2 separate regions of the Homo sapiens genome follow, and region 2 is linked to region 1. Evidence: read pairs that join two places in POLR2A ChIA-PET (ENCODE). Cell type or tissue: Caco-2. All regions are shown on one strand. Links, peaks and the distances in the headings refer to the core of each region. The heading gives the core; the rest is flanking DNA. Region 1 holds the start of CIRBP (cold inducible RNA binding protein). Region 2 overlaps SBNO2 (strawberry notch homolog 2).

Region 1 (10,515 bases), core at 297-8,296:
CCCCCGTGGCCGCCCGCTGCTTGGCTGTGGGCTCCAACTTGGTGTGTGCTCAGAGAAGGCAGTGGTTGGAGTGAACAGGGCCTGTGCCAGGTGGGGAGACTAGCCAAGGTGTTTGTGCAGCCTGGCCTCTGGAGCGGCCTGGGAAGAGCTGGAGTTCGCAGGGTGGGAGCTGCCCTGTGGCTGGGAGCCCGTGCTGGCGTCCCTGCCAGGCGGTGATCTCACAGGTGAGCGGTGCTTGGGGAGACGCGGAGCTGTGGGCGGGCAGGAGAAGGTCAGTGGAGGTCATGGCTTTTGGCTTGAGGCCGGAGTCCTCTGGGGGTGGCCGAATGCGCCCTTGGAGCTGCCTTGGGAGGTGGCTAGGGTGGACAGCAGTGGAAGCCAGGCCCTTGGCTTAGAGCCACTGGGTTGGAGGGATTGAGCCAGTGCCCGGGCACAGCCGCCCCCACAGGGCCTTGCCCCACCCGCCCTCCTCTCCCAGCACCATGGGAATGGGAGTTACCGGGCTGGAGGCTGGGGACGCCACCACCCCGTGGCCAAGGGCGTTGGGGCCCAACCCAGGAGCCTGGTGCAGCCCCACCCACGGGCCGCCCAGCCCTGGAAGGGCAGAGAACTGGCTGCCTCTGGGGTCACTTGGGACAGGTGAGCAGCCCAGCCCAGCCCAGCGGGTGGGGGAGGGGAGGCTGTCACCTGGGCCCTGCCTCCACCCTCTTTCTGGTTCTCACTCCCTCCATTTCTCTTTCTTTTGCCTTTCTCTATTTCTGTCCCGATCTCTGGCGCTCTCCCCAACCCAGTACCACCATCTCCGCCCCTCCGTCCCTCCCCTGCTTCCGCCCCCTCTCTGGGGGCCCCCTTCACCCCGGGGCACATTCCAGCTTCCTCCCCCGCCTTGCAGTCCCTCCCTGGAGCCAGCTGCCTCCTCGGTTGCCAGAGCAGAGAGAGTGGGCTTGGGCCGAGGTCGGAGGTCGAGGAGCGGGCGGGAGCCTGGGAGGGCACCCCCAACCCCTCTGGAATGTGGGTGGAGCGGGGCAAGGGAGACAGCTGGTTTCCACGGAGGGCACATGCCCCATACCCAGGACGCTACCCACACTCAGCCCTGGGGGAGAGCAAGCAAAACCAATGGGTGCCATCCCACGAGGGGCCTGCACAGCCATCCCACACCCCCGACCAGCACGCCCGGGACAGCCCTCCACAGGCCACGCATTTATGGGTGCGGCTGGTGTGCCAGGCTCCCAGATACACAACCCCCCCCCCCAGACACACCCCATATACCTGTCCCCAACCTCAATCCACTGTGTGACCCTAAAACAAACAGAACCTCCTTGCTCAGCCTGGGCCAAGGCCTCCCCAAACAAAACTCCAGCCTGCAGAGTCCCACCACACACCGCAGCTGTCACCAGATACAAAGAGGGCCCTGACCAGATACAGAGAGGGCAGCAGCCTTCCCCCACAACCAACACACGCCTGGGCGGGGGCAGGAACACCCCCAGGGCCTCCAGCCACAGACACTCACCCACTCACCCCTCTGTGCACCAGTGATCCTCCGCTGCCCAGCCAAGCTTGACTCCAGCCTGCTGGAGTCTGGGTGGGGGATGGAGAGGGGTTCCCAGGCGAGCCCCAACCTATGCCTTCCAAAAGTCTTTCTGTGCATGTTGGAAATACAAATGAAACAGGAGAGTTAGCATACGGGACAATTATTATTTTTGTTTGTTTTTGTTTTGAGACGGAGTCTCGCTCTGTCGCCCTGGCTGGAGTGCATTGGCGCGATCTCGGCTCACCGCAACCTCTGCCTCCCGGGTTCAAGTGATTCTCCTGCCTCAGCCTCTGGAGTAGCTGGGATTACAGGCGCCCGCCACCACGCCCGGCTAATTTTTGTATTTTTTTAGTAGAGACGGGCTTTCCCCATGTTGGCCAGGCAGGTCTCGAACTCCTGATCTCAAGTGATCTGCCTGTCTCGGCCTCCTAAAGTGCTGGGATTACAGGCGTGAGCTACAGCATCCAGCCCAATTTTATTTATTTTTAGTAGAGAAGGGATTTCACCATGTTGGTCAGGCTGGTCTCAAACTCCTGCCCTCAAATGATCCACCCGCATTGGCCTCCCAAATTGCTGGGATTACAGGTGTGAGCCACCACACCTGGCCCCAGTTATTAGTATTTTCGAGACGGGGTCTCACTCTCTTTCCAGGCTGGAACGCAGTGGCTCCATCACAGCTCACTGCAGCCTCGCTGGAACTCCTGGGCTCAAGCGATCCTCCTGCCTCAGCCTCCTGAGTAGCTGGGACTACAGGTGAGCACCACCATGCCCAGCTAATTTTGCTTTTTTTTTTTTTTTGTAGAGACAGGGTCTAGCTATGTTGCCCCGGCTGGTATCAAACTCCTGGACTCAAACGAAAGTGCTGGGATTCCAGGCATGAGCCAGCGCTCCCGGCCTGCATACGGGATGATTCCATGTGGACTGCCACATCAAGGAAGCAAACAACAAGGAAAGCCTGGCGCTGCGTGGAGCTGTCTTTTGCTGCTAACTGCCCTTGACCGACTTCCTACCAGGTCTTCCCTGTGCGCCTCTAACCCCAGGAGGTGCTGCTGGCATGCCCACCTCTCAGATGAAGCAGTGCGGTCCAGAGAGCGTCTTGGGCACCGCCTGCCTCACAGCTGGGCCCCTGACCCTCCAGGGACTGTGGCTGAGCAGCCATGGCTGCCTGGACGGGTGTCCCCTGGCCCGTCTGTCCGTCTGGATGTGGGAACCCTCCAGGCACGCTGGGGCGGGCAGGTGCCAGGTGCCTCTCCAGCAAGATGCAACATAGGTGTCTTCACTTGCACTCCGTAGGTCCTGAGCCCCTGCAGCTGCCTGGGAGAGTGGGGAAATACTCTCCACTTGTCCCACTCCACTGTTGCCATGGAGATACCTCCCACCCTAGGCAGGGCCACCCTGAGCCTGGTTGGCTTTGCAGGAAATCCCCACTCTTTGACCTCTCTGTTAGGCACAGGACGTGTAGTCCCATGAGAGGGAACTGGGCCCAGGTGGAGATCCATCCGCCTACCCCAGAGCGCGCATCTGTTGCTAAGCAACATCTGAGGCTGCATGGAGGTGGGGGCTCCGGAGCCCCCAGACCTTTTCCCAGTTTCAGAAACTAGGTGGCTGCATCCCCAGCGTCCACGCAGGCGAGCCTAAGCCTCGGTCAGCTTTAGGGTGTCCGTGGGCCATGCAGGGTCTTGGGCCTTTCACAGACACCTGATCTGCACGTCACAGACACGCATGGGTGCACGTCACTACACGTCCGCCACATGTGCTTGGCTGGTCTGCGCCCCAGCAGAAGGGGTCACCTATGTCTCTGCAGTATCCTGTGTACTGAAAGAGCAAACAGGTGTGTGACCCCAGGGCAGGTCGGGGTCCGTCCTGTCCCCAGCCTGTCTACTGCGTGTGCCTGTGGCAGGCAGGGTCTCCGGATGCCGAGTGCATGGTGTATGACTTTGTGTCCAGTGGGTACGAAGCAGGGGTGTGGGTGTGCACCTGTGTGTGGCCTGTGGCGGGGTGTGTGTGCCGGGGATGTCCCTCTGTGGCCCAGGCCTGGCCTTTGGGCTGCTGGGATGGCCTGGCCGGGGCAGGAGTAGACAGGGCCTCCCAGCCTCCACATTCCTGAGCTGTGACTCAGGCCTGTGGGGAGGGGGTGAGTCACAGGGAAGGGAAGCCGACCCACCCTGCGAACGCATCCGAGGAACAGGAGGGAAACTGAGGCTGGGGAGCAGCTCAGTCCGGCTTTCCTGTGTAGCAGCCCCTGAATCTCAGGCCCGGGGGTGGGGCGGGGTGGCGGGGGGGGGCGCGCGGGGCCTCCCAGGGGACCTGAGATCCCAGCCCTGGACTCAGCTGGGAGCTGGGGGAAGAGGCAGGTTTAACCCTTCCTCTTCTGGGCTTCTGGAACTCTGGGCTGCCCTGGGAGGCGCGGCTCCCGCTGACACAGCACGCGTGCCCACCCCAGGGACATGAGTCACAGCACCAGGCATGGACACATATGCTCTGTGGGTCCCGGCACACCCGAGTCACGCACACCCAGCCCTGTCCCCGGCTGCCCCCACATCCACATCCGGATAAGCGCACACTTTGGAGTCCAAGCGCCCACCTCCTTGGGTTGCACACACAGCGCCACGCAGACGGGTTCCTGTGTCTTTGCACACACGCGGGTGCCGGGGGCTCTGTGCACACACCTCCAAGACTGCGTGCACGCCCCTATATGCCCTGCGCACCGACGCAGGCCGGCCTGGGGTCCCTGCACTCACCACGCCGTGTGCACTCGCACATAGCTACACATTCGTGTCCACACAAGCTTGTGTCTCTGTACTCTGCCCACGGGCACACATGTGCGCCACACCTGGCAACCCGCACGCCCGGTCTCTGCATCCCCCACCCTGGCTCTGGGCCCCGCGTAGTGGGGCCAGCTGGGTCGGCTGCAGCCTCTGCCAGGACGGTCCTATTTCTGCGCCCCCGCGGGGCGGCCGCCAGGTGCACGGTCCCGGCCCCCGCCTGGCTAGGAGGAGGCGGTAATTATGCGGCCCCGGGGTCCCCCCCACGCGCCTTTCATCCTCGGCCACGCCCGTCGCAGGCCTAGACGCTCTCTACCGCCTCCCGCCCGGTCATTAGTCGGGGTCGGGGGAGGACCTGGCGTCCGGCGGGCGGGGCCCCGTGGGGAGGGCGGAGTGGGCGGTGCGGGAGCGAGGGAGCTCCGCCCTCGTCTCCATGGCGACGCCCCGCAGGGGAGGAGGCCCGGGAGGAGTATCAGGGTGCAGGAGGTGCGCGCCCCTTCCGAGACGGCAGGCTGGAAAGGGGGCGGATTTGTGAATGGGCCCACGGGGCCCAAGACAGACGCGCGGGGAGCAGGTTCGGGGACTCTGACTGATCCCCGCGCCTCGCCGGGCAGGGGCGAGCCCCGCGCGTCGGGCCCGGAATAGCAGTCTCGCCCCCGCCCGGCGCGGCTATTTTGAGCTCCTCCGTTGGGGCCGAGGCGCGGGGGCGGCGGGAGGCTGGGGGTCGACACGCAGGCTGCGTCCTCGCCCCGCGAGATTGGACCCCTCGAGGACTGTGCGCTGTGGCCGCGCAGGGCTGGGCGGCGGGGCCCCCTCTCCCACGCGAGGCGTCTGCGTGGAGCGGCGGCACCGGGAGCCCGGCCGCTCGAGCCAAACGCCGCGGACGGAGCGAGGCCGCAGCGCCCCCTGGTGTCCGCAACGGGCAGCGCGTCCCGGTCGGGTCCCGCATGGTCAGTGGCCAGCAGGGGTGGATGAAGGGGTCCCAGCCGCCTGAGACCCCCGGTGGGGACACAGGATCGCGGTGAGATACCTGGGAGTCACGGGTGCTCGCAGACGCAGCTGACCCCAGAGGCACAGGTACCGACACAGGTCCACACCTGGAAGCCGGTGCACAGTGCTCGGCACAGATGCAAAGCGGCAGGTGTGCGCAGGTGCGTGTCAACGCCACCCTGGGAACCCAGGATGGCTGCGGACACTCACGGAGCCCGCACCCAGGAACCCGCTCGTAGTAAGCGCTTAATAACTAGGCACTGGCTGAATGAATGAATGAATGAATGAACACGGCGCTTCGCAAAACCAGGAAAAGGCAGAGGCTCACAGAACCAGGGAACGATGGGCTGGGGGGAGCGGCAAGAATTACGCAATTATGCAGGGGCCGCTGTGACTACCAGGCACCCCCTCCAACTCCCCCCCTACAAGGGCTGCTCTGGGTCAGAGAACGTCCACCGCGCTGACTGCTGGGGCTGGGGGCTGGGGGCGCAGATCAGAAAGAATGGGCCTGAATTGCTCCCAGGCTGGGCATGTGGCGCCCGCGTCTGGGGCTCCAGTGGGTGGGTGGCCCCTCCCGCATGGACGGCGGGCGCAGGGGAGCTCGGTGCTGATGTCTCTCTCCTTTAATAACCACCCTGCGTGAGTGGCTGACGCAGCAGCCGGCTGCCGCTGACGGGGAGTGGGGCGGCTGTAGTGGGGGGGCCCGAGGTGCAGAGGGGGTGGTGATGAATCACACAGCTGCTGCCTGGGGGAGGGGGTCTTGAGCCCATGAGGGGTCCCAGAGACCTTGTCACTGGAGACAGCGCCCCTGGCTACCCCCACCTCGATCCACTTGAGGGTGGAAGTGAGTCTGAGGTCAGGAGTGGGGCCGGGATTTCCCTGGGATGAGCAGCAAAGCGGGGGTCTCTGTACGCCAACTTCCCCCAGCTTGTCAGCAGAGGGTCATCCCTCCGAAGACTTTCTGGGGCAGAGAGGCAGGGGTCCGCGCTGGCTTCTTCCACCAGGGCTGGGGGAGGCGGCGGCATGAGATGACTCCTGGGCGAGGAGCAAGTGGTGGCCATAGAGGGCCCCCCAGAGGCTTTGGGGCCGCCGAAGAGTAGTGAGTGAGGGTCCTTGTAAAGCTGGTTCTCCAGATGGCGGCGGCTTTAAGACTCCCCTCCGCCAACCAGGCTCAGTAGGGGAGGCCTGTGGAAGGAGAGAAAAGGCCTGGGTGGAGGAGCAGAGTGGGCCTGGCCCCGCGTGGGGAGCGAGTGCGCCGTTGCTGTGCAGCACGGTGGGAGGGGAGGCCGAGGGCCGGGCGGAGTGCTGGGGTGCAGTGGGGACTCGGGGTGTCCGCCTGCACCCGACAGCAGGGACGCACAACACTATCCGGCCAGGCGAGTGTGGGGGTGTGGGCCACGCACCCAGCCGTGATAATCGCGGTTCCAGTGGGAGTTAGGCTTGGGTGCGGGTTGGAGTTTGTAGGCAAACTGGGTTGCGTAAAGTTGGGGTGCACCAAAGTGTGGCGATGTAGGAAGAATTGGGATTGCGAATATTGGGGTTCGCATGAATGGGGTTGTCTCTGTTGGGGTTTTGGTGGGCATGGGGTTGATGGCAGGAATGGAGTGCTGGGGTGCTGGGAAAACTGGGACGTCGGTTGTATTGGCAAGAATATCACGACAGGTGTCGGGGTTCAGATGAAGTTGGGATGTCTGACAGCCGGGTCTTGGTTGGGTAGGGGATCTGGGCTAGGTTGTTATGTCGGGACTGCTGGAGCACAGGCAAAGTCGGGGTCCCAGTGACACCCAGAAGTCCCCATGAGGCCTGAGGCCTGGGAATCGGGGCTAGAGGCCCATTTGTTCCCCGCCGCAGGCCAGGGAGCAGGCACGCGTAACTGGGTCAGCCCCGCCCCGCCCCGCCGCGCGCTGGTCACGCCCCCTCGAGCGCGGGTGGAGGACTGCGGACTGCAAACGTCTCGGCCAATAGTCGAGCCCGACACCAGTCCGCGGGAGGGGGCGGAACCGAGATAGACTCGGCCCCCAGCTCATGAATATAAGACGCAGGCGCGCCCTCTGATTGGCCCAGGATGTGTAGGGGGCGGGGCCCGGCGGAAGCGTATATAAGGCCGGGCTCGGGGACGCCCCCCCCTCACTCGCGCGTTAGGAGGCTCGGGTCGTTGTGGTGCGCTGTCTTCCCGCTTGCGTCAGGGACCTGCCCGACTCAGTGGTGAGGGCCCTGGCTGCACCGGCTCCGAGGAGCTCGGGGCGGCGGGCGGCCTGCGGCGGCCAGGCGAGGCGGGGCCGCAGCGGCACGCCCCTGGGAGGGGGCGGGCCCGGGGTGGAGTCCGCCCCGCCGGCGGCGAGGGACAGCGGGAGATTGGGCCGAGTAGCGGCCAGAGGGCCTCTCCCCGCCGGTCCGGGCCGCCGGCGACCCGGTTGCCGCCGCAAAATGGCGGCCGCGAGCTCGAGGCTGTGCCCAGCGAAATGGCGGGAGCGCCGAGTTCCCGGATGGAGTGGCGCAGGGTGCGCGCGGGGCGCATGCGCACGCGGCGGGGGCGGGGCCACGTGGCGCCCCCGGTCTCCAGGGCCGCTTTCCCGGCCTTGGGGCTGGAGGTATCCACACACCAACGCTTTTGCTTACCGAGCCTTAGTTTCCTCCTTTTCCCATTGCGATTGCATGAGGGAAAGGACGGCCTCGTAAATCTTGGGTAGGCGTGGCCCGTTCTAGTGTGGTTCCTCGTCTGCCACGTCGTGCTTTGCGCCCAAAGTTTGGTCCAAGTTGGCACAGCTCCCAGTGCCAGACTTCCAAGTCTAGTTCTCAGAGCCACTGGGTGGCGGCCATTCCCAGCCAGTGAATGCTTTGTCTGTGTCAGCACTGACCGCCCCCTTAAATAGCCAGTTCTCCTAAATGCCACTTCCCCTGCCTGGAAATCCTGCCTTATCACTTCCGGGGCCATCCCTTCCCGATTCCCGGCCTAGGTCCTGGCTATGGAAGTCAGTACCTGCCCTGAGGTGCCCCCCAGGACGGGGCGGCCTCCCTGACAGCCAGCCCCCCCCCCAGTCTCAGGAGGCATTTTACAGTGAGCAGAAGCACGTTCTGGTCCAGCAACAAGTAGATGTCAGTTGGTTAGGGTAGGAGTTGGCACCCGTTCGGAAATAGGAGAACCTGAGAGTGCAGTCCTGCCCAGGGCACAACTGGAAGGCTGTGGGGGAAGGGAGACACCCATTGTGGAAATGGGTGCGGCCTGCCTTCAGTCTTGGGGGTGGATGGAGTAAATTATTTGAATTAAGAAGTCCTAGGTGGCTGGGTGCGGTGGCTCACACCTGTAATCCCAAAACTTTGGGTGGCCAAGGTGGGAGGATTGCTTGAGCCCAGGAGTTTCAGACCAGCCTGGGCAACAGAGCAAGACCCCATCTCTACTAAAACAAATTTAAAAAAATTATCCAGGCGTGGTGGTGTACACCTACAGTCCCAGTTTCTTGGGAGGCTGAGGTAGGAGGATTGCTTGAGCCCAGGAGGTGGAGGCTGCAGTGACCCCTGCACTCCAGTCTGGGTGACAGTTAGACACACTGCCCCCGACCCCAAAAAAATAAGTCCTAGGTATGAGTTTGAGATAATGAAAAATAAAAATCTGATTTTCTAATATTTCCCCTAAAAAACACATGTCATTTACATAAAATAGGAAGCGGGGAGAGGTGGTGAGAGATGACCCCTGTTGAGGATTTCATTGGTGTCTGCCACAGGCCGCCATGGCATCAGATGAAGGCAAACTTTTTGTTGGAGGGCTGAGTTTTGACACCAATGAGCAGTCGCTGGAGCAGGTCTTCTCAAAGTACGGACAGATCTCTGAAGGTGAGGCTGCTGCTGGGCCCGCGGCCCTGGGCGGGGGGGCTTGTGCTCCTCCTACCTGGAAGTACAGCTGGGTGCTGACTGCAGACCTCTCTCCCCTGCACAGTGGTGGTTGTGAAAGACAGGGAGACCCAGAGATCTCGGGGATTTGGGTTTGTCACCTTTGAGAACATTGACGACGCTAAGGATGCCATGATGGCCATGAATGGGAAGGTGAGGATCAGGGTGCTGAGCAGGAGTCCCGTCTCGAGGATGGGGCACCCACCTGCTAACCCGTCCCGCCCTCTGTCTCCAGTCTGTAGATGGACGGCAGATCCGAGTAGACCAGGCAGGCAAGTCGTCAGACAACCGATCCCGTGGGTACCGTGGTGGCTCTGCCGGGGGCCGGGGCTTCTTCCGTGGGGGCCGAGGACGGGGCCGTGGGTTCTCTAGAGGTGAGTGCCATGAGTGGGTCCCTTGGGGATGCTGTGAGGTACTGCTGGTGGGAGCTGGTACTCACTTTTTCCTGTATGTGCAGGAGGAGGGGACCGAGGCTATGGGGGGAACCGGTTCGAGTCCAGGAGTGGGGGCTACGGAGGCTCCAGAGACTACTATAGCAGGTGAGGGGGAGGCCGGCCCAAGCACAGGGGTGGTTGCGGGATGGCCAGCTTCCGTCCCGGGTCCCAGGTCCCTGGGGGAGCTGAGATGAGACTGGCTGGGCAAGGAGCAGAGGCAGGTGGGGACCCAGGCCAAGAGGAGAGGAGACTGCTCAGGACATTCGCAGAAGCGGGAGGGCCTGGGGGACAGGCTGGTGGAGATTTTGAACAATTTCCAAGATGCTGCCCTGCTGGGGTCCTTGTTGTGTCCCCAGAAGGGACGGCTGGCATGGGGGCTGGCGGCTCAGCCTGTTGTGGCAGAGCAGAAGTAGACGGGTACCTTCCGGTACTCAACGTTTGTCTGTCTTGCAGCCGGAGTCAGAGTGGTGGCTACAGTGACCGGAGCTCGGGCGGGTCCTACAGAGACAGTTATGACAGTTACGGTAAGTCACACTCCGAGGGCGCCACGCTGCTGTGGCCTGCGGTGGGAGCTCGGTTCACCTTGGTGCCCTCTCCAAGCACTTTAGGCTGGACACTCAGACCTTGTCACTGTGCTTGCCCAGAAGAGGCGCATCTGTCCTCTCAGAGCCATTTCTATCGCAGGACGCAAAAGCCAAATGAGACTGACCAAAAAGGCAAGGGAGAGCGAGGGCCCGCTGGGCAGTCAGCTAGGTGCATGTGTGGCCGCAGGCCAGCCTCCCTCGGCTGTGGGGGGTGGTTGCTCCCCGGCCGCAGGCCGCGCCCTGGTCTGGCCTCTGGGGTGAAGCTGCCTCTTGTTGCTTCGGTGCCTTTACACTGTGCCTGCTTCTTGTCCTCAGCTACACAC
Region 2 (10,515 bases), core at 1,548-9,547, 150 kb before region 1:
AGCTCCGAGATGAGGAAGACATACTCTGGCGCGGAGACCTGGTTGGACCGGTGGGTGCGGCCTGGGGGCAGAGCTGCTCTCAGGGCCCGGCCAGGCGGGGGCGGGGCCGAGACCATGTTGGGGGCGGGGCCAGGCAGCGCTGGGGGCGGGGCCGGACTCACCGAACTGCTGGATGGCGCGGTCGGCGCTCCACGGCAGCTCCAAGGTCATGTGCACGCGGCGCCGCTGGTTCTGGACACGGCGGTCGGCTTGGAGGGAGACACCCGAGCTGGAGGCCTCCGAGATGATGGCCACGAGCTAGGGGGAAAGAAGGGGCCGGGACACGGTTGGTGCAAGGCCCGCCCCAGCGTTGCCGCCACCTCCTCACCCACTAGGCCCCCGCTCCAGGTCACCAGGACGTCCCGGGGCAGCGAGAGGCCTGCGGGGCGCGGACACCACCCGCCACACGGCCACTCGCGCCCGCACCTGGCACACACACACTCCAGAAGTGCGCGGGTCCACAGTCCCCGGGGACCCTTGGGCCCCTCTGTGCCTCTTGGGTCCCGTGGGCCGCGCCCAGTGCACTGCAGCCCCGCACCTTCTCGCCGCTCATGAAGCGCTGCTTCTCCCTGAGGTTCACGTGGTCGATGGACAGACCCTGCTCTGCCCGCGACTCGAAGGCCACCGTCCCGTCGGGCCTGGACACCACGCGGCCTTTCCTGCCGGTCATCTGCAGCCGAGACAGGGACAAAACCGGCCGTCAGTGTTGTGGCCTCGCAGGAGTCTGGCCACCCGTGTCTCAGCTTCCCTATGTCCTACAGTGGTCATGGGCTCCCAGCTGTGCACGGGAGGTGGGGGTGCTGGGAAAGGGAGGGCGGGACTGCTGGACCCAGGCGATGTGTGCCTGTCCAAGGCCTGGTATTATCAGCCAGCCGGCGCCACGAAGTGAAAAAGTGAAGCTGGGCGGGGGCAGGGAGTAGGAGGCCGCAGAACCAGGCCCAGGGGCTTGTGTCCTGGCCCTGGGCACCCCAAGGGGTGCGTTCAGGCAACGATCTAAGCAGAGGCCTGCGCAGGCCAGGCTGGGGGATCTGGGGCTTAGAGGGATGGGGCAGGCCGTCCACAGGAGGTCGTGGCCTCCCGGGCCGAGCTGGACAGCACGCTGCTGCCCCAGGGCTCCCCAAACGCCCCCTCCTCGCAGGGCCGCGGAGACGCAGAGTGACCAGCAGGGGCCACCAGAGCTGCACACAGCCTGCGTGAAGCCCCACCCACTGCCCATGCCCCGCCCACCACACTCCAGCTGCCACGTCCCACCCACCTCCGCCACCCGCTGGGGGCCGCCCAGCTGGTCGATGAGCTCGTCCAGGGTGTTGACTGGCAGTTCCCGGCCCAGCCGCCGCACTTTGTCCAGCAGATCCTGCTTCAGCCGCTCCACCCGCTCCAGGACCCCGGGGCCATGCGGGTCTCTCTGCAGGAGGCACAGGGGTCCTAGGGAGGAGGTGGAGGGTCAGGGCAGGACATGTTGGCTGCCTTCTAGGGCCCACCTAACTCAAGGCTGGCCCCTGGAGGGCAAGGACAAGGGGCCCGGGGCAACCCTGAGGGACGGCAGGGTGGCGGGGAAGCCCGGCACCGTGGCCCAGGACTGCTTTTCTGCACTTGTCTCCCTGAGACCAGCTGGGGCGAGACTAAGCCTCCTGTCGCGGACCAAACACTGTGACCTCACTGCCTCCACAGGGGTAGGGACTGCCCAGCCCCAAGCCCCAGCTCTGCCTCTGACCAGTGGTATAACCCCTGACCTCCCCTCTCTGGGCCTCAGTTTCCCCCATCTGTAAAGTGGGCACCATAGCAGCAGCTGGGCTCAGGTGGGCTGGACTGAGGGCTACAACCTGGGGTGGGTGGTGACCGCCAGGAGGCCGGGGGAGCCTCAGGCTGGAATCCTGACCCAGAGGTGGCTGCTCAGCCTGGACTGGAATCCTGACCCACAGGTGGCTGGCCAGCCTGGGCAAGCCCTCACCCCGGTCGTCACTGGGGAGCCCGACTGCATCAACGATGACAACGTCGTCATCCACCAGGGACTCGGGGGAGGAGTTGAAGTCGCTGTCCAGGCCAGGGTCCGACTCCGTGCTGCTGTCGTCACTGATGCGGATGACGCCCGCTGTCTCGCACGCCAGCCGGGGGGCTTTGGCCCCGCGTCCCCGAGGTCGCCCTGCAGGGAAGGACAGGGTCACCGAGGGCCAGACCGCAGCAAGGTGGAGGAGCAGGTGGAGGAGACGCAGCAGGACAGAGCAAGGCCAGTGGTCCGAGCTGGGGAGGTCCATCCGAGAACCCCCTGCCTCTGGGCAAGCAGCTCAGCTGTTCTCCAGGGACGCCCTCTAGGGAACCCCGTGCCCTGTGGCCAGGAGGGTACGGTGTGGGGGGCCATATTTTATTTATTTATTTTCTTTTGAGACGGAGTCTTACTCTGTCGCCAGGCTGGAGAACGGTGGCATCTCACTGCACTCTCTGCCTCCTGGATTCAAGCGATTCTCCTGCCTCAGCCTCCTGAGTAGGTGGGATTACAGGCGCCCACCACCACGCCTGGCTAATCTTTTGTATTTTAGTAGAGATGGGGTTTCACCATGTTGGCCAGGATGGTGTCGATCTCCTGACCTCGTGATCCACCTGCCTCAGCCTCCCAAAGTGCTGGGATTATAGGCGTGAACCACCACGCCTGGCTTATTTATTTATTTTTGAGATGGAGTTTCACTCTGTTGCCCAGGCTGGAGTGCAGTGGTGCGATCTCAGCTCACTGCAACCTCCACCTCCCGGGTTCAAGCAATTCCCCTGCCTCAGCCTCCTGAGCAGCTGGTATTACAAGCATGCACCACCACACCTGGCTAATTTTTCTATTTTTAGTAGAGATGGAGTTTCACCATGTTGGCCAGGCTGGTCTCAAACTCCTGGCCTCAGGTGATTTGCCCGCCTCAGCCTTCCAAAGTGCTGGGATTACAACAGGCGTGACCCACTGCACCTAGCCAATATTTTATTTTTATTAATTTTTTTGAGACAAGAGTTTTTTCTGTCACCCAAGTTGGAGTGCAGTGGCATGATCTCGGCTCACTGCAATCTCCACCTCTCAGGTTCAAGCGATTCCCCTGCCTCAGCCTCCCAAGTAGCTGGGATTATAGGCGTCCACCACCACGCCCAGCTAATTTTTGTATTTTTAGTAGAGACAGGGTCTCACCATGTTGGCCAGGCTGGTCTTAAACTCCTGACCTCAGGTGATCCACCCGCCTCGGCCTCCCAAAGTGCTGGGATTACAGGCGTGAGCCACCACGCCCAGCCAACGGGACAATATTAATAAACCCATATCCAACGTCCTTTCAGGCCTGGCCAGTATGGTGGACACGCGGGGTGCCTGGGGAGGCCACACACCAGACTTCGACAGGCAGCTCTGGGCTTCCCTGTGACAGAAGCCTGGGGGTTATCAATGGGCTCCCCAAGGGACCGTGGAGACCCTGAAAACGGAAGGTGGGAGGGGTCTCGCTCAGCACCCGCGTCCGTGTCCCGCCCCCCGGGTCTCGCTCGGCACCCACGTCTGTGTCCTTCAGGCTGTCTGTTGCTTCCTCTTCCCTAAGCGTTCCATGGCAGGGTCCACGCAAGACCTGCCACTGGCAGCGGAGCCTTGAGCCTGCCTGGCACGGACAGGACCTGCATTTGGCTGAGTGGACGGGGGAGTGGGGGAAGCAGGGAGCGACCAGCCAGCCCCCGGGGGGAGAAAGCAGAGGGGCAGGGGTGGGTGGGGCCATGGGGGGCAGGGCTTACGTTTCCGCTTGCTGCCCGCTCCTCTGTCCCGCTTTCTCTTGGTGGACGGAAAGTGCTTCTGAATTAGCGACAGGAACACGCCTCTGAAAGTGAGACGCGGAGTTTATTCTCACACGAGGAGCTGAGGCCAGGCGGGGTTGCTCTCCAGGAGCTGGACGCACCCCTGGGTCCCTGTGGGGGTCCCGGACAGGACCGGGCCTGGGCAGAGGGTCTCCTGTGTGGAGTGGGCTGGGGAGGACTGGGGGCTGCCTGTGAGCTCTCCTCTGGCCTCCTGGTGTCACAGGGCCACCTCGGCCACCAGGCTTCCCCCGCTCTGAGGAATGTGGCCGGATATGATGATGGCTCCCAGGACAGGGGCAGGGGGCAGGGTGAAGGGGTAGCTGGGGGCATTGGGGAGCTCCGACCCCCAGGCAATGGGGGGATCTAGGGGGGCTGCTGTGACCCTCCCGGGGCATTCTCAACCAACAGGGGAGAGGCTGGGGCTTCAGACAGCTGGGAGGGCCAGCCCCTAAAATCCACAGCCCCCTTGTTAAAACGGCACAGATGCAGGAAGCCTCCTTCTGAGACCCCTGGAGACCATGTCCCAAACCTTCCAGGCCCACCATGCCTGGGGTCCACCTCCAAGCCTCTGCTTTAGACCTGGAGCAGCGGTGAAGGCCTCTGTGGCTGAGGCTGGGGGCCCAGCAAAGCCCACCCCAGCACCTCCTGCTGCTGGGGCCAAGGGGCAGGGTCAGGCCACAGGTGGCCACAGAGAGGGGTGGCCATGAGCGCAGGAAGCCCACAGTCCTGTCCCCACCGTGACACTTACTCAGCGGCCGAGACGAAGCAGTTGAGGTGCCCATCGTTCTCCCCCAGCACCTCCCGCGTGCGCGCCTCGCCCGTGGACTGCAGCCCGATGACCACGCACTGTGGGACGGCAGAGGACTGTGAGCCACCAGCCCTGCTGTGGGGCCTCTGTGGGGCCAGAACCTGCCAGGCCTGGGGTGATGGCCACATCCCTCACTCTGCTGCTGTGCTCGCCTCCCCAGGAGGGGCCACGGCCCCCCTACAACACACACTGCTGGGTGGGGGTCTGCCGGCTGCCTGTCTCGGGATGGTGAGCTGCCCACTGTGTGGTCACACTCCGCTGTTCTGACACCCTGGCTGGCTCTGATTGGAAGACGGACATCCGGGCGTCTCTCACCCACCAGGGTGCAGCCCCCGCCCACGTCTGGGGAGGGGCCAGGAAGGACCTGGAAGAAGAGCAGCCTCCGCCCCTGCAGGCCCGGCCGCCCTCAGCCCTCGAAGGCCGCAGCCGCTCACCTTGTCTCGCGCCAGCTCCTCTCGGGCCAGCTCCACCAGCCGGCGCACCTTGGCTGCGATGCACAGATACTTGAAGAAGCGCTGGTGTGCCGACCAGAACTGGCCCCACAGGGACTTGCGCGACTCCAGGCCGATCCAGTCGGCCGCCTGCTGGAACACGTTCAGGGCCTCGGCCCACTGCAATGACACGTCACAAGGCGCCCCTGAGCTGTGGCTCCTGGCTCCCGACCCGGGCCCCGGCCCACCTGCCGCCAGCCCTGGGCAAGGCATCCCCACGCCAGGTGGAATTTAGGGCAGGATGGGGGTGCTGGGGGTGTGCACTGTAAGAGGCACTGCCTCTACCTGTACGGCAAAAACCTGAAAAACCAAAACACTCGTGGTGGGGAAGCCGTGCTGCAAACTGCACAGACTCCGCGCCCGCGGCAAACAGGCTCAGCTCCTTCCAAGAACACAGGGTGCTCGCAGCCACGCCTCTCTTGCTTTGGACCAGGGTCTCACCCAGGTGTGATCCTGTCCAGGGGACACTGGGCATGTCTGGGGCTGGCTGTGGTGGTCAGGTTTGGGGGCTGGTCCCGGCATGACTGGGTGGGCTGGGTTAGGGTGGCTGGGACTCTGGCCACGGATGCTGCTCCATACCCCAAAGTGCTCAGGACGGCCCCACCCCGGAGAGCAACCCGGCCCTGGGGGTTACGGGAGATGCTGGTTGTGTCACCTAAAGAAACGAGTGAAGAGGCTGGGTGTGGTGGCTCACGCCTGTAATCACAGCACTTTGGGAGGCTGAGGCGGTCAGATCGCCTGAGCTCAGGAGTTTGAGACCAACCAGCCTGACCAACATGGAGAAATCCTGTCTCTACCAAAAATATAAAATTGGCCGGGCTGGTGGCACATGCCTGTAACCCCAGCTACGCGGGAGGCTGAGGCAGGAGAATTGCTTGAATCTGGTAGGCGGAGGTTGCGGTGAGCCAAGATCGTGCCATTGCACTCCAGCCTGGGCAACAAGAGTGGAAACCCCGTCTCAAAAAATAAAAAAAAAAAACCATCGAACATACAGGGCTGTTGGGCGTGAGGGGGAGAAAACAGGACCTGTCCAAACATGGAGGGAACGACCAAGCCACATGGCCCACAGCAATGTGGATGCTGAACACGGCTACCAACTGCCAGCTGTGGGCCAGGACCTGGGGGCAAAGGGCTTGGGCACCACAGGAAGGGGGGCGGTGGTTTGGTCCCATCCCTCGTTATCACAGCCACATAAAAACCCCAGTGATGGCCGGGCACGTGGCTCACGCCTGTCATCCCAGCACTGTGGGAGGCCGAGGCGGGCAGATCACTTGCGGTCAGGAGTTTGAAACCAACCTGGCCAACATGGAGAAACACCGTTCTCTACCAAAAAATACACAAAATTAGCTGGGTGTGGAGGCGGGCACCTGTAACTCCAGCTACTCGAGAGGCTGAGGGGGGAGAATCGCTTAAACCCAAGAGGCAGAGGTTGCAGTGAACTGAGATCACACCACAGCACTCCAGCCTAGATGACAGCACGAGACTGTCTCAAAAAAACAACAAAAAAAAAACCCCAGGACAGGACAGGGCGGGCCGTCACCTGATGACGCCTGTGGCATCTGCAAGGCCACGGGGGAGCAATTTCACCCGGGAAACGCACAGGGGTCCCCGGGTCGGGTGCGCAGGCTCACCAGCAGGGCCGCGCGGTTGTAGACGCACTCGAAGGCTGGGGCCAGCGGGATCTCCTCGATGCGGAAGGTGACGCCGGAGAAGCTGAGCTGGCGTGCGATGTACATGCCGCTGACCTTCATGTCCATGGCCACGATCTCCATGGCGCCAACGCCCCTGCGGATGGACACAGCCCCCGTGAGCACGGCCAGAGCCCGTGGGGATGGAGCCACTCGGAGCGCGAGGCAGAGCCAGTCGCAGAGAGGGCGGGGTCGGCAGGAGCAGAGCCCTGGCGGCCACTGAGGCAGTTGGCAGCTGAGCCTGGCGGGGACGGGGCAGGAAGGGCTGCGGAGGGGCTGGCTTCCCTGGGAGTGCTGGGCAGCCCGAGGCAGTGAAACGAGCGACCCACATTCAGCACCTCTGGGTGCTGGGGAAGCACACGTGGCAGTGCCAGGCCTTGGGCTGATGGGCCTGAGGCCTCCTCCCCACCCCCCGCCGCCCCTCCACGTGGGTGAGAAGGGCACTCACCTCTTCTCGATGGCGTGCAGGAACTCCTCAAAGTTCCGGAAGGGTGTGCCCTCGCCCCAGATACCCAAGCGGCTCATGTAGATCATGTTCCGAGGCTCAGAGGCACCTGTGGGGGGAAGCTGCCGTCAGCTCCCCAACCCGGGAGGGCCCAGAGGCCGCGTCAGGGGACGACTAAGTTGGGACCACCCGACGAGGGGCCCTGCGGGGTTGGAGCCATGGGCCTGAAGAGAGCCAGCGTGGCCTTGGGACAGGCGCAGAGGTGCCCCAGTGTCCGAGGAGGAGCAGGGTGCAGACGGAGGCTGAGTACGCGTGTGGGATACCCCTTCGCGGGGACAGCCAGGCAGAAAGACGCTGCTGCGGGTGGGTCACGTGGGATCCGCACCGCCCCACCTGTGGCGCTGGCGTAGACCACGCGGGCCAGGGGCAGCTTGTTCTGCAGGTCTAGCACAGCCTTGCCCATCTTGGTGGAGCCGGCATTCTTGGCTTTGTGACACTCGTCGAACACGATCTGAGGCACACGTGGGTTAAGGAGTATTCTGAAGGACGGGGGCGACCCCAGGAGCCCAGGTCCTGACCACCCAAGACCCCACCTTCCTGGTGGGGGGCAAACGCCTGTGCGGCTGAGAACTCCACGAGGGAAGCCCAGGTCGGAGTGGCAGCCGGCTACCATGGGGGGCGGGCGGGCAGGCGGCCCCCACACGACCATTAGATGGGTGTGGCCTGGGATGGCTCCTCCCAGACTCTAAACAACACACACCGAGGATGGGGCCTCCGGCGAGGAAGGGTGGGATCCCTAAACCATGATATCGCAGGACGTTGCCATCGGAGGAGGATACCTGGAACCTGTTTTCTTTTTTGTTTGTTTTTTTGAGACAGGGTCTTGCTCTGTCACCCACGCTGGAGTGCAGTGATACAATGTCAGCTCACTGCAACCTCTGCCTCTCAGATTCAAGTGATTCTCCTGCTTCAGCCTCCCAAGGAGCTGGGACTACAGGTGTGTGCCACCACCACAACCGGCTAATTTTTGTAGTTTTGGTAGAGACGGGGTTGGCCGTTTGGTTGGCCAGATAATCTCAAACTCCTGACCTCAAGTGACCTGCCTGCCTCAGCCTCCCAAAGTGCTGGGATTACAGGTGTGAGCCGTGCCCAGCCCTAATTCTTTGTTTTTTTTTGAGACGAAGTCTCGCTCTGTCACTAGGCTGGAATGCAGCGGCGCGATCTCAGCTCACTGCAACCTCCGACTCCCTGGTTCAAGCGATTCTCCTGCCTCAGCCTCCTGAGTAGCTGGGATTACAAGTGTGCGCCACCACGCCCGGGTAATTTTTGTATTTTCAGTAGAGACGGGGTTTCACCATATTGGTCAAGACAGTCTGGAACTCTTTTTTTTTTTAGATGAGACACAGTCTCGCTCTGTCGCCTGGGCTGGAGAGCAGTGGGGCAATCTCGGCTCACTGCCACCTCTGCCTCCTGGGTTCAAGCGATTCTCCTGCCTCAGCCTCCCGGGTAGCTGGGATTACAGGTGCGCACCACCACGCCCAGCTAACTTTTGTATTTTTAGTACAGACGTGGTTTCACCATGTTGTCCAGGTGGTCTCGAACTCCTGACCTCGTGATTCGCCTGCCTCGGCCTCCCAAAGTGCTGGGATTACAAGCGTGAGCCACTGCACCCGGCCAGGTTCTTAATATTTTAAGACGAAAGAAAGCCAAGTTCCAGGAAAGCAGTCTGAGGAAGGAAAACTGGGAGAATACAAATTAAACGGCCGGCCCTGCCGCCACGTAGCAGCTCAGCGAGGTATGATCTCAGGGTTATCGCTATTTCGTAGATTGTTGCACATAGATTGTTCAGCCGGGTGCGAAGACACCAGCAGTCTCCCGTTCTGTTTCTGGCCAGTCTGAATGTTCTGTGTCTCGGCGTTAACTGAACAGCAAAGCCATGGCCATGTCCTGTGCATGAAGTGGATGCTGCAGGCCAACGTCCCTCCCTTATCTGAGCCTGTGCTCCCAACACCCCAACACCCAAGGTGCACCCTGCAGGGCCGAGCACCAGGGCTGAGCCTGGCCAAGGGGTGCCCTGCCGTGCCTTTGCTGCTAACTGTCCTGGGTCTCCTGTGGGGGAGCCCCTCCGAACCGCAGCCTGCCGACGAGAGCCCTGGGATGCTGGGGAGTGAACTGTGCCCACCACACTATCAGCTGGGGTTGGCACCTTCCTGACTTGGGGAGCAGCTCAGTGGCCACCCTCTGCCCACGGCATCATGGCAAACATCAGGACCACATCTATGGTCACTCATCCCACTTATCAGAACCAAGAAACCAAGCCGGAGCCCTGTGGTGAATGATGATGGTCACTTGTGTGGTACCCACAGGGCCAGCCTCCCAGGACCAGAAAAGTCTTCTATCCGGAGTCCTAAACCCTGAGCAAAGCTGGGGGCTGGGTGGCCACATCCAGGGTAGTGAGCTCCAGTGGCCTCCAGCCCTTCCCCAGCCCCACCCCTCCGCTCCTACCCTCTCCCATCCTGCCCTCCTCTCCCCTGACTCCCACCCCTCCTCTCCCACTCCTCCATCCTCCTTTTCCCTCCGACCCCCTAATCCAGCCCTCCCCTCCCGATTGCCCCCAGCAGGATACGACGCCCTCGAAGGCCTCCCCACACCAGTCCAGGATCTGCCGGAGGCGAGTGCGGTGCTGGCCGCCGGCCTGGCTCTCCCCAATCAGGGCGGAGTAGGTGGCGAAGAGGACGCCCTCTGAGGTAGTGGTGTCACCGTACTTGATCTGGGGATGCACAGAACAGGTGTGGAATGGGGCCCCGGCTCAGCAGGCTCTGGACCTGGGTCTCCCTATCTGTAAGGGTGCTGGGCAGAGCCTGCCCTGGCTGCTGGCCCACCCAGCTGAGCAGCCCCCACTTTGCAGGGCACGGTCCCCACCTTGCCCCCTACTTTGCCGAGCACAGCCCCTACCTTGCTGAGCGCGTGCACCGCGATGCCCGTGGCTTCGATGTCCCGCAGGTCGCGCTCCGCATCGTACTTGAGGTCGTTGGAGACGCTGAACCTGCGGGGTGGGGGCGTCAGGCGCGCCCACCCTTCCCCCTCGCCCCCCGCTTCCGCCCCCCACCCCCGCTCCCGCCCCCTGCCCCAGGCAGGGCCTCACCACAATGCTTTCTTCCGGCCGCGCAGGTGGTTCTCCAGGATGACTCCGGCCACCGTCCGGCCTTTGCCCACGCCGGCCCCATCGCCGATGAGAAAGCC

Evidence for each region. Peaks named below come from ENCODE experiments on the same cell type or tissue, not always from the same donor. Only the 100,000 strongest peaks of a DNase experiment are listed, where the experiment ranks them.
Region 2: POLR2A ChIA-PET joins it to region 1 with 11 read pairs; 19 of 35 experiments call an interaction of 5 or more read pairs at or near these places.

Annotation. Positions count from the first base shown.
Region 1 is chr19:1,261,920-1,272,434 of GRCh38, forward strand. It overlaps CIRBP (cold inducible RNA binding protein), which reads left to right and starts at 7,413. Exons shown (of 6, transcript NM_001300829.2): 1 at 7,413-7,491; 2 at 9,009-9,117; 3 at 9,221-9,327; 4 at 9,410-9,548; 5 at 9,632-9,713; 6 at 10,062-10,515. The coding sequence starts at 9,015. It overlaps CIRBP-AS1 (CIRBP antisense RNA 1), which reads right to left and starts at 8,341. Exons shown (of 2, transcript NR_027271.1): 1 at 7,906-8,341; 2 at 5,552-6,471. LOC105372236 (a long non-coding RNA gene) reads right to left here and starts at 4,622. Exons shown (of 3, transcript XR_936233.3): 1 at 2,594-4,622; 2 at 1,511-1,640; 3 at 1-251. It also overlaps LOC107985303. RefSeq lists enhancers at 1-301, 1,492-1,581, 1,622-1,671 and silencers at 4,400-5,289, 5,430-5,479, 7,090-7,299, 7,510-7,669, 7,720-8,029. In Caco-2, for the core only: a CTCF peak has its summit at 5,194 (motif pointing left); DNase peaks (open chromatin) are centred at 752, 3,632, 4,612, 7,282 and 2 weaker places; H3K4me3 peaks cover 3,389 bases.
Region 2 is chr19:1,112,241-1,122,755 of GRCh38, forward strand. SBNO2 (strawberry notch homolog 2) reads right to left here. Exons shown (of 32, transcript NM_014963.3): 9 at 10,418-10,515; 10 at 10,228-10,318; 11 at 9,899-10,042; 12 at 7,666-7,783; 13 at 7,276-7,381; 14 at 6,771-6,924; 15 at 5,083-5,259; 16 at 4,589-4,686; 17 at 3,781-3,863; 18 at 1,991-2,182; 19 at 1,295-1,464; 20 at 578-709; 21 at 162-297; 22 at 1-61. Among named protein-coding and RNA genes, the nearest start is that of GPX4, 14 kb to the left of the region's middle. RefSeq lists enhancers at 1-439, 440-1,359, 4,668-5,181, 5,182-5,694, 10,099-10,515. In Caco-2, for the core only: no CTCF peak of the experiment used is centred there; no DNase peak of the experiment used is centred there.